Linked DNA regions of Homo sapiens: region 2 is linked to region 1. Evidence: chromatin loops called from intact Hi-C (ENCODE). Cell type or tissue: pancreas. All regions are shown on one strand. Each heading gives the region's core, and the rest is flanking DNA. Links, peaks and the distances in the headings are about the cores only.

Region 1 (5,388 bases), core at 146-5,145:
CGCAAATACCAAGCTAAGGAGCTAGGACTTTGATCCTGCACATGGTAGTGAGCTGGTGAAGGGTTTTGGAGGAATTTATACTATCAGAAATCGGTTTAATGAGGTTTAATTTGGTGGTTGTAAGTAGGAAAGTAGGGAGAACAGCTGGGAAACTAGTGAGGAGGAAGATATCAAGGGCCAGACCTGGAGCTATGAAAGAGGATGAGATGTGCAAGAAAGAGACAGATTTAGATGATGCTTTGATAGGACGTGAAAACTGATCACAGAAAAGGGGGAGGAATGTTTCTCTGAGGTTTTTTTTTTTTTTTTTTTTGAGATAGAGTCTCACTGTGTTCTCGCACTGGATCTCAGCTCACTGCAAACTCCGCCTCCCGGGTTCAAGCAATTCTCGTGCCTCAGCCTCCTGAGTAGCTGGTATTACAAGCACGCACTACCATGCCCAGCTAATTTTTGTAGTTTTAGTAGAGACAGAGTTTCACCATGGTGGCCAGGCTGGTCTCGAACTCCTGACCTCAAGTGATCCACCTGCCTCAGCCTCCCAGTGCTGGGATTACAGGCATCAGCCACTGTGTCCGGCCTCTCTGAGGTTTCAATTCAGATCTCCAGGAGACAGGGGGCCTTCTAAACATAATAAACGAGCAGAAGAAGAGGAACTGGGCTGGGAAGGAGGAGATAAAGCTTGGTCTGGATTTGCTCTGATTCTCATGATGCCAGCAGATATCCTTGAAAGCAGAGGCAAATAACTTTAGGCTCTGAATGCGGCGGCACACCAGAGAGTCCCTTCCTCCTTCCTGCCCCATCAGCTGCACCATTGGCCTCCACTCCTCTCACCATCAACTCCGGTGACCCAGCCTCTGGTCACTGGAGGAGGCAGAGCTGGCCTGGGTGGGGGGTGGCAGGAGGAAGTGGGTGGTGGAATTACCCACAAAGTGACTTCTCAAGCTCGCCTATTTCTGGTGCCTCTCCTCCTGATGCATCTCAACCTTGGCCTGAGCTAATGAACCTCAGAGAGCAAAGCTGTCTTTTGTTTGTTTGTCATTTTGAAGTTTTCTGGTTGATTAAGATCTATGCCAGCAGGAGGGTATAAAATCACCAGCAATACTTCATTCGAGGATCACAGGGCACTCTCATCCCCTTCTGACAAAATGCTGAACTTAATATAAAAATGCTGTCCCAACCACTTTAGATCAGAGAAATTGTTAAAAGGACTTTTTTCTTTCTCTTTTTTTTTTCCCATCTGAATTGTTATTTTTCCCTCCTCTTATCATTTTCTGCTTTGTTTCACACCCTCTGTAAATCAGGTTTCTTTTAAAAGAGCAAAAATTGAATTCTAGTTACAGACAAAAACTACAAATGAATTTCACACTGAATGAAGTCCAAGGGAAGGAAAAAAAAAAAAAACTGTTACTGGGTGACACTTTGAAGTTAACTTTTCCTCACCAAACCCCGGTTATCGTTTTCCTAAGGACCACGATGTCACCTACCCCTACTCCCAGCCCCCTTGCCCAACCTGTACCCTTGAAACTCCTAACTCTTAGCAGAAAAAGAATGCAGCCGTCACAGCTTCAGTCTTCTGGGGGAATGTAATTATCTAAACTGGCGCGGATCCAGAGCTCAGCTCCCCCATGAAAAGGATTTCTTATGAAAGATTAAGTGGTAACACATATGTCAACAGCACTCCCAGCTCTGGAGTAATTCTGAGCAAACAAGAAAATGGCAACAGTTCCTGTTTCCAATCTGGAAACCCTCCCCGGGTCTTTTTCCACCCCAGGTGTCACAGAGCTCTTCAATTTGTTCAGGTGTTGTATCATGGGAGCCAATAGACAGGTGAGGGGGACAGTACGTTTATCCACGGTGAGGCTTGAGGGGATGGGAGCCAGAAAAGCAGCTGGTTTGGAGGCAGCCCTATAAGGCTGGCTGTTTTAGGGACGCGGCACCGGCCACCAGGCCTGCGTAGCCCAGGCTCCCTCCCGTTTCCTGTAGCCCTCCGCCTTGGCAGGCATGGCAACACTGCCCTCTGCTGGGGCAGCACAGTCATCACACCCCACCCAAGCTCCCCGGGCCAAGGACGATGGCTGGGAATGTGATGGGGAGGAAAAGGCTTGACAGCCAAGCAACCGCTAGGGTCAGCTCTTGTGTGGCTGGAGTGTCAAGAGTCCCCGTCTCTGATGTGTGCCTTAACCCAGGGTTTTAGAATCGAACAGACAGATCTGCTATGTGACCCTGGGCATGATTTACCTTTCAGAGACTCAGAACAAAGAGAAAAGTCACCTACATTAGAGGACTATGGTGAATATGAAATGAATATTAGCTTTTCAGCAAGGGTGACCACACGTCCTGATTTCCCCAGGATGGTCTCAGTTTTTGCTTGTGGTCCTGATGTAATTGTGAACGGCACCCCTTTCATTCTCAAAAGGCAATAAATTATATGGTTAGCCTATCCAAAACGCAAGACACTCTGCCAGACATAGTAGTTACTCAGCAAAACCTAGTTTCTCTCTATTGTACTTGAATGCTGATCTTCTGTGAATGCAGATAAAGGGACAGGTGAGGCAGTTTCCTTTCCCTTTACTTCTATGGGGTAAACTGTACACTAGCTTTTCTGCATCCAGCAAAGAAAGCAGTATGGCAGTGTATGGAAAAATCAATAGTGAAGAGGGTAGGAGTCATAGGAAGATAAACCAAGCCAACAAATTTCAGCAGAATCCTAAGCAAGCCCCTTCGTCCTCTGTCCTGCTGTCTCCCACGTATGAGGAGTGATCACCTTTGCTTTTCCTTTTTTGTAGGACTGCGGCAAGGCCCAAATGCAGCAATGGGTATGAAAATGCAGTCATAGGCAGAAGCAAGGTATCATTATCTCATTTTTGATGCATACCAACTATCCACAATTGGATATTTTCTAGAGATACTTCTCTGAAAAAGATGCAGAAGTTCAGCATGTATAGCCCCATAGCTATATAATATACATTCATTTATGTCTTCCAAGCCTAAGAAATGTGGGGAATTATTGAAATGTCTACCACTGTGATAGCTCAAATCAGTGACAATGGCCAAATTTTGTTGCATCAATGTCCCTGAGGGGAAGCTGGCACCAATGCCAGGATAGCAGCTGATCTGCGTGTCTATTTACATAAATTTGCATTGGTGTGATGTTGAAAACTAAATGCCAATATTAAGGAAAATCGTTTTCTCCCAGACTAAGTCATCTCAGCAGAGCACAGTAGCAAGGAATACAGGCTCTGGAACCTGGCCTGCTACCCTCTATTTGTGTGACCTTGAAAGTTATAACCTCTTGTGTTGTATTTCCTTATCTAGAAATGGGAATAATGATAGCACTGACCACAGAAGGTTGGTGCAAGGGTTAAATAAGTTAATGTGTATGAAGGGTTTAGAGCATCACTTGACCTATTAAGTGCTGTGATATTAGCTGCTATTATTAACTCACACCCCATCCATTGTCCCTCACCATCAGTTTTTGTAACGCAGCCTCTGCTTTTTCTTCTATAAATCATAAAATTTAGAAATTTAGAGCTGGGAGGGATCTCAGAACATCTAATCAGTCACTTTTAGACTTTTATTTTATTCCTTTTAAAATAACTATGGAGCACTTTTTGAAAATAAAAGCTTACACGGAAACCCAGCATGGGGAACCATAGTAGCGTTGCAGTTAAGAAAATGGGCTTTGCAGATAGACAGGTCTGATTTCTAGTTCAAAGCTGCTTATTAGCCTTCTAACTCAGGGCAAGTGATTTACCTTGGCATTAAGCCTTCATTTCATAAAGTGTAAAATAGCAATCGTAATTGTAAATATTTCATAAGATTGTTATAAAGTTAAATGACTTCACACTTATTGAGTGTTTAGTGCAATGCCTGGCACATAATAAAGACCCAATAATTACATTAAATTCTTATGACTTTAATAAGTGAAATAGATACAGGAGAGCCAATCCAGCTGAAGCAGAGGAGAAGACATGGACCCCATGAAAGGCTCCCAGGGAACTTCTAGGACTCTGCAAAGCACAACTTAAAAGCTCCTGATCTAAGCCAACATCTGGAAATCAGAGTCCAGGAAGTTCTCAGCCCTTAATGTTAATTAACACATTCCTTCATCTCTAGTCGTTGTAATTGTTCTAATTCTGCCACTGTCCCCTACTGGTCATGTGATTGCTCTTCTTTTCCTTTTTCTTAAAGTTACAGCCCTGAGACAGTCTCTTTGGTTTAAACACCTTTTTCTAGGCCTGATTAAGCTGAGCAAGATTGTGTGGCATCCCCTGTGGTTGGCTCCCAATGGGGGTGAAAGTATCATGAACTTGCATTTCTAACATCTTCTGTTCCCTTCCTGTGCCTTTGACAGCTCACAGCCGGAGGGGGAGTGAGTCATTTGGTTAAAAATAAAAATACTACCATCTTTTCTCTAATGGCTTTGTTCATGATCACTGCAGGCTGGCACTGATATGTATTCTAAGCAGCCAGGGATAGCCAGTGGGCAGCCTGGGAACCTAGCTGGATTGCCTAAAACCAAAGTTTTGTCATCTCCTTTACTTTGCTGAAACACGGGGATTCAGCCATCTCTACCTTGGCTGGGCTACATTAGCATGGGGTGGATGGAATAGATGGTCAGCCTTCAGAAGAGGGGAACAGTGATGAACCCAAGAGTCACTTAGAGGAGAGAAGGTAAGATTCATAGCCCACAAGAGGGTAGCCCAATCCCTTCATTTTACTGAGACCCAGAAATGGAGCGTTACTTATCTAAGGTCACTTAAGCTGAGAGTTGGAGAAGGAAGCCATGGATTCAAGGCTTCTGTCTATAACAATTACAATGACTATTGCTCTTATTTCTACTTGCTTTTCCCAGCAGTATGTTAAATGTTTTATGTTGTTTGCCTCATTCCATGATTAACACAATTCTATGAGGTAGGTATTATTTTCCTCATTTTACAGATAAGAAAACTGAAGTTTAACAAGGTAAAGTGACTTGCCTAAGTTCCACTGACTAGTACATGGTAAAGAAGTGATAAAATAAGTTCATTTAGGTCCAGTGCCTAGGTTTTCAATCATTGAATCCTCAAAGTTTAGGGAGTGGGGAGTGTATTTATTAGCATGTGTATGTGCTAAGAGAGCAGCAACAGTGTCCTATTCATTATTAAATCCCCAATTTTTTTTTTTTTCTGAGACAGGGTCTCTCTCTGTCGCCCACACTCGAGTTCAGTGACACAATCTCCACTCACTACAACCTCCACCTCCTGGATTCAAGCGATTTTCCTGCCTCGGCCTCTCAAGTAGCTGGGATTATAGGCTTGTACCACCATGCCCAGCTAATATTTTGTATTTTTAGTAGAAACAGGGTTTCACCATGTTGGCCAGGCTGGTCTGGAACTCCTGACCTCA
Region 2 (5,388 bases), core at 64-5,063, 69 kb before region 1:
CAACCACCCTTTTCCCATATTAACCTTTTTAAATGTTCTCCTTTCAAACTCCTGTCCAGATATTCCCTATCCCAAGGGACCTTCTTGGGATACCCCAAAGGGCCTTCTATTAGGCAGAATTAATCTCTGCTCCATTCTTCTCCATCTCAGCTAATAGTTCTTTCATCTTCCCGGTTGCTTAAGCCCCCAAATCTGAAATTATTCTTATACTTCTTCTTCTTCATGCCTCATCTTCAATCCATCTCCCAGCTTTGTCTATCCACTCAACCCTCAACATATATGTTAAATCTCTCCTGCCTACTTTAAGCCACTCTCATTTGACTACTGGACAACAGTCTTTTTTTCTCATCCCAGTCTTGTTTTTCTCTAACCCATTCTCCACTTTAATAGACGAATCCTTTTAAAAGCACAAATCAGTCCAAGTCACTCCTATGCTTGAACTTCCTGGTGGCCTCCTTTAATATTTGGAATAAAATTCAAATATCTTAATGAGACCTGCAAAGTAAAGCATGATCTGGCCCTTGAGATCTCACTCCAGCCATTTTCCAATTTTCTGTACTGCAGTGGGAAATGCAAGCCAACATCAGAAACGTTGTGATTCTTTTCCCCTCATGTGGAATACTCTTTCTCTCTCTCTTTACTTGCTTATCCTATTTTTTCATTCATAACAAACAAAAAAGGTAAATTTGAGATGCTTTTGATAACTCCTTAAGCCAACTCAGGGTCTTGCCCATTATCTTGCTTCATGATACTTGGTTTTCTTCATTCATAGGGTTATTGCAGCTTGTCATTATATATTTACTTATGAGTATCTCTAGAATATTTGTCTTTCCTGTTAGTCTATAAGCTGTAAATGTATGAATTATGTTGCCTTATCCAATACTTTATACCAAGTACTTCTGGTGTTTAGTATGCAATAGGCCCTTATTAAATATTTGATCAAACAAGAAGTGAACAAATGAATAGCTGAATGGATGAACAAATTACATCATGCACTGAACATATGTCACATTGTTGAATTCAGTTTATTTTACATGTAACAGTTTATCAAGTATCAGAATTTTTTTGCATGTATGCCCATTTCCTTTTCTGAATCTAAGGGCTTATGGGCGGGTAGCATCAATTATTCAGCATGGTAGCTCTCACAGGTTCTAGAAGCTGAGCCCTCAATAGATATAAGTTGGTAAAAATCAGATGTCTTATTCATTTGAATGTAATGTAACTTCTTTGAGGACATAAGCATAATATATACAGCTTTTAAACTCCAGTGCCTAGTACATAGTAGGTGCTGAATAAATGCTTGATGAATGGATGCATGCATGCACATATCTTTATCAGGTTGTCAACAAGTCAGTATTCCATTGCATATAGATGCTATATATATATATTTTTAGCTACTCATCTTTTGATGGACACTTAAATTGCTTCCATATCTTGGCTATTGTGCACAATGTTTCAATAGATGTGGAAGAACAAATATCTCTTCAACATGCTGATTTCATTTGCTTTGGATAAATACCTGGTAGTGGGATTGCTGGATCATATGGTAGTTCTATTTTCAATTTTTTGAGAAGTCTCCATCATGTTTTCCATAGTGGCTATAATAATTTACATTTTCACCAACAATGCACAAGGTTTCCCTTTTTTCCACATCCTCACCAACATGAAGATCTTTTGTCTTTCTGATAATAGACATTGTAGCAGGAGTGAGGTGATATCTCATTGTGGTTTTAACTTACATTTCCCTGATGATAAATACCTCAAAACATCATATTGTGCCTGATAAATACATGCCATTTTCTATGTCAATTTTAAAAATAAAAAAAAAAAATAGGAAAAAAAAAGTCAGCCTTCCACCAACAACCTCAGGAATGCAGAAGTAAAAATAGACTTTAGGCCTTTTTCCTATTGACATTCCCTTTTTAGTATTGCAGAGTCATTTTCTTCCTGCTTATTTCAGGTCACTAAACATGTAGATTATCATGTATGAAACACTGTGCTACTCCTGGAGGTAAAAAAAAAAAAAAAAAGCTGAGTAGGACCTGATCAACCCTGATTTGTTCTACCTGGCCCCAGATTTAAGGAACTTGGGGTCCAGAAGAGTAGAGAAAGTGCATTAGAGAGGTACATGAATGTATAAGAATGATACAGGTGTGGTAGAAGTTGATTATTGCCCTACCCAGATGGCCTTTGCAGGGTCCATGCATCAAAGGTCTAGCTGTTCTGAGTGTTGACTACTGTTTTGAGTTCCCAGCCGCCCCCACTCCCTTCTTGGGAGAACTGTACTTGGCTTCTCAGACCCACTCACCTCCACTAGGGGGCAGCCCACAGCCAAATGGATACTAATAAACAAACGGCAGGCATCTTACTTCAAAGGAGAAAACCCTGTGCTGTGGTTTTTTGCTCCAGAGTCTTATCCCTGTGGATCAAGCTAAGGCTAGACTCTGCCTCAGATCATGTCTGTGGTTGGCTCTTTCCCCTATCTTAACCGACTTAACTTCCTCCATTACAGGTTTTTACTGAAGAGCTTTCCCTCTATAAATCACATGAACCCAAACCCCTGTCTCAGGCTCTGCTTCCCCAAAATACCACCAAAGCCGTCTGATAGGCACTGTCCAAAGTTAAGTGCATGGTGCTACGAGACAGAAAAGAGATATCAGACACTGTTTAGAGACAGAGAGGTATCCTAAGTAGAATCTTCTTTCTAGGTATGTTTCAATTTTATAGAAAAGTATCAGGATAATACAATATAATAAAACATTCACATATTCCCTAATTAGATTTAACTAATGTCAACAGTTTTTCACAGATGCTTCCAAACTTACACAGAATTAAAGATTACCAATATGGTAGAAAACATTTTTGTGGCTCTTTTTAATTCTATACTTTTCTTTTTCAATCTTTGGAACCAATTCCTACCCTGGTAATGGTGTAAGCACTTCACAATCATGTTTCTGTATTTGTACATATCCACGAGAATGGCATGTTTTCATGTGTTAGCAGAGTTATGTAAGTTAACACCATATATAAACTTTGCCCACTTTCTCTTTTACTCTGATTGTTATGTTTTTGTGACCTATCCACCTCAATACACACAGATTAGACATTCATTTCCGTTGCCAGGTTGCATTCTATTACTGTGCCTTATTTTGGCTTCTTTTAAACTTCTTATATGCCTTCTACTAGATTGATAAAGTTATCTTTATTTCCTCATTTTTAATTGTAAATTATACATTCCATTTGGATTAATTTAGAGAATATTCTTTAATTTTAACATGCATACTATATTTAATAAGGTTTAAAATTAATCTGCATTTCTATTTTCTATGTGAATACCATGAAGTGCATAGGACCCTCTAACTATGAAATCCCTTTTTGTATCTTCTATGTAATTGGAAAGTATTTTATTTCTACTCTTTTTAACCTTTCCATTATTGTATGTGCATATGCGTATATACACACATTTATGCATACATTCGAAGTTTATACTTATTTAACATTAACTGTACTTAATTTAATAATATTTACTCAATGTCATCTCTTTTATCCCACACTGTTTATTTACCTTCAGTTTCCTTTTTACTTCAGTTCACCCTTTTATAGTCCTTTTGAAGAGGCCAGTGAGTTAACAAGTCTGCTTCCTGTCTGCAAATGTTTTCATGTAAATTTTACTTCCAAATTATGGTTTAACCTAAGTGTAAAATGTTAGGTTGACAGTTGTCAGGCTAACAGTCATCCCTTTGTTGATGATCTCACTTTCCTTTCTTGTACCTTTTAAGAATTTCTCTTTGATATTCTATCCTATCGATATAAGATATCTTGGGTATGGACTTGTGTTTATTTGTCTTGCCAGGACTATATAGGTTGTTTGATCCATTTTTTAAAACCGGAAAAAAATGTCTGTTTGTCTATGAACATCACTCTCCCCTGGAATAACATTCTCTCGAATAGGTGCATGCAGGATATTTTTATGTTATTCTGTAGGTCTAATTTTATCTTTCATCTCTTTGTATCATTGAACTGCATTCTCGTTGATTTCTTCGGAGCTATATTCCAGTTCAAGAATTATCTTCTCCTCCATTTGACTGTATTGTCCATCCATGGTTTGTAATGTCTACAACTCCGTTAATTTCTAGAGTTTCTATTCATTTTTTAAAAAAATACTTCTAATCTTTCTATATATTCTGTTGTTCTTGACTAATATATTCTTACATCCATCTATCTCTTTTACCATTTTAAATATACTTACTTTACAACATCTTTTGGATTTTACAATTATCCAATTCATAAAGCATTGGTTCTTCCACTTGCTTCCTATGCTGATTATTCATTGTGGTTTGTTCTTTGTGTGATGCTTAATTTTTACCAGAAAGTCATTTCAGTAAAGGTTTATAGTTATATTTTGTGTTCTATATTATAGAAGCATTCCTATAGATTTCACAAACCTGGAGCCTAATATTTTTATTATTAATGTTTCATCTTGGAGACTTAACATCCTAAAGGTTATGTGAACTTGAATTTCACAGGTATATTTGTCTTAAGCCAATGATTCTTGTTACTCACAAGGTTCAACTTACGGTCCTGGAAGTTGGGGACTGGTGGTAGAGTCCCCATTGCATAGCTGGGATATTCTTTGAGCCATCCTTCTTTGTTCAGGGTTCCGGTTCCCCCAGGTAAAAATGACTCAGATTCATACATAATCTTTTCCCACTTCTGTGACAGGTTTTGAATCAGTCTCACTTCTCTGCTCCAACTTAAGGTCCCCCTTCAATGCTGGCATTTCCACACTCCCTTTCCGTTTATTCATTTATTTATGCATTTATTATTTTTGAGTCAAGTCTTGCTCTGTCACCCTGGCACAATCATAGCTCACTGCAGCCTCAAACTCCTGGGCTCAAGTGATCCTCCCACCTCAGCTTTCCAAGTAGCTGGGGACAACAGGTGCACATCACCATGTCCAGCTAGTGAAGATCTCCCTTTCTATGCTTTCAGATTGGCTGCGTATTGTTTACTTTTTTTTTTTTTTTTTTTTTGAGACGCAGTCTCGCTCTGCTGCCCAGGCTGGAATGCAGTGGCGCGATCGCAGCTCACTGCAAGCTCCGCCTCCCGGGTTCACGCCATTCTCCTGCCTCAGCCTCCCGCGTAGCTGGGACTACAGGCACCCGCCACCATGCCCGGCTAATTTTTTGTATTTTTAGTAGAGACGGGGTGTTTACTTTTATGATATTTTATGTAGCATGATTATGTGTATGGAATGGGAGGTAAGTCCTTTCGTATATGCTCAGGCCTCATTTTCTGGATCTGAGCTGAGCCTTAAAACATGAGTGTGTTTGTCATGAAAAAGAGAAGGAAAGGGTACATCAATACAGAAAATAGCATAAGGAGAGA

Evidence for each region. Hi-C counts contacts between places; a loop is a spot of excess contacts. Peaks named below come from ENCODE experiments on the same cell type or tissue, not always from the same donor. Only the 100,000 strongest peaks of a DNase experiment are listed, where the experiment ranks them.
Region 2: a loop joins it to region 1, with 2.8 times the contacts of the local background. A loop is called at or near these places in 19 of 110 quality-filtered maps.

The regions. Positions count from the first base shown.
Region 1 is chr9:117,484,328-117,489,715 of GRCh38, reverse strand. No RefSeq gene overlaps it. Among named protein-coding and RNA genes, the nearest start is that of ASTN2, 72 kb to the right of the region's middle. RefSeq lists an enhancer at 1,774-1,933. In pancreas, for the core only: a CTCF peak has its summit at 2,024 (motif pointing left); a DNase peak (open chromatin) is centred at 1,995; H3K4me3 peaks cover 223 bases; H3K27ac peaks cover 906 bases.
Region 2 is chr9:117,553,354-117,558,741 of GRCh38, reverse strand. No RefSeq gene overlaps it. Among named protein-coding and RNA genes, the nearest start is that of ASTN2, 140 kb to the right of the region's middle. In pancreas, for the core only: a CTCF peak has its summit at 2,302 (motif pointing right); a DNase peak (open chromatin) is centred at 2,301.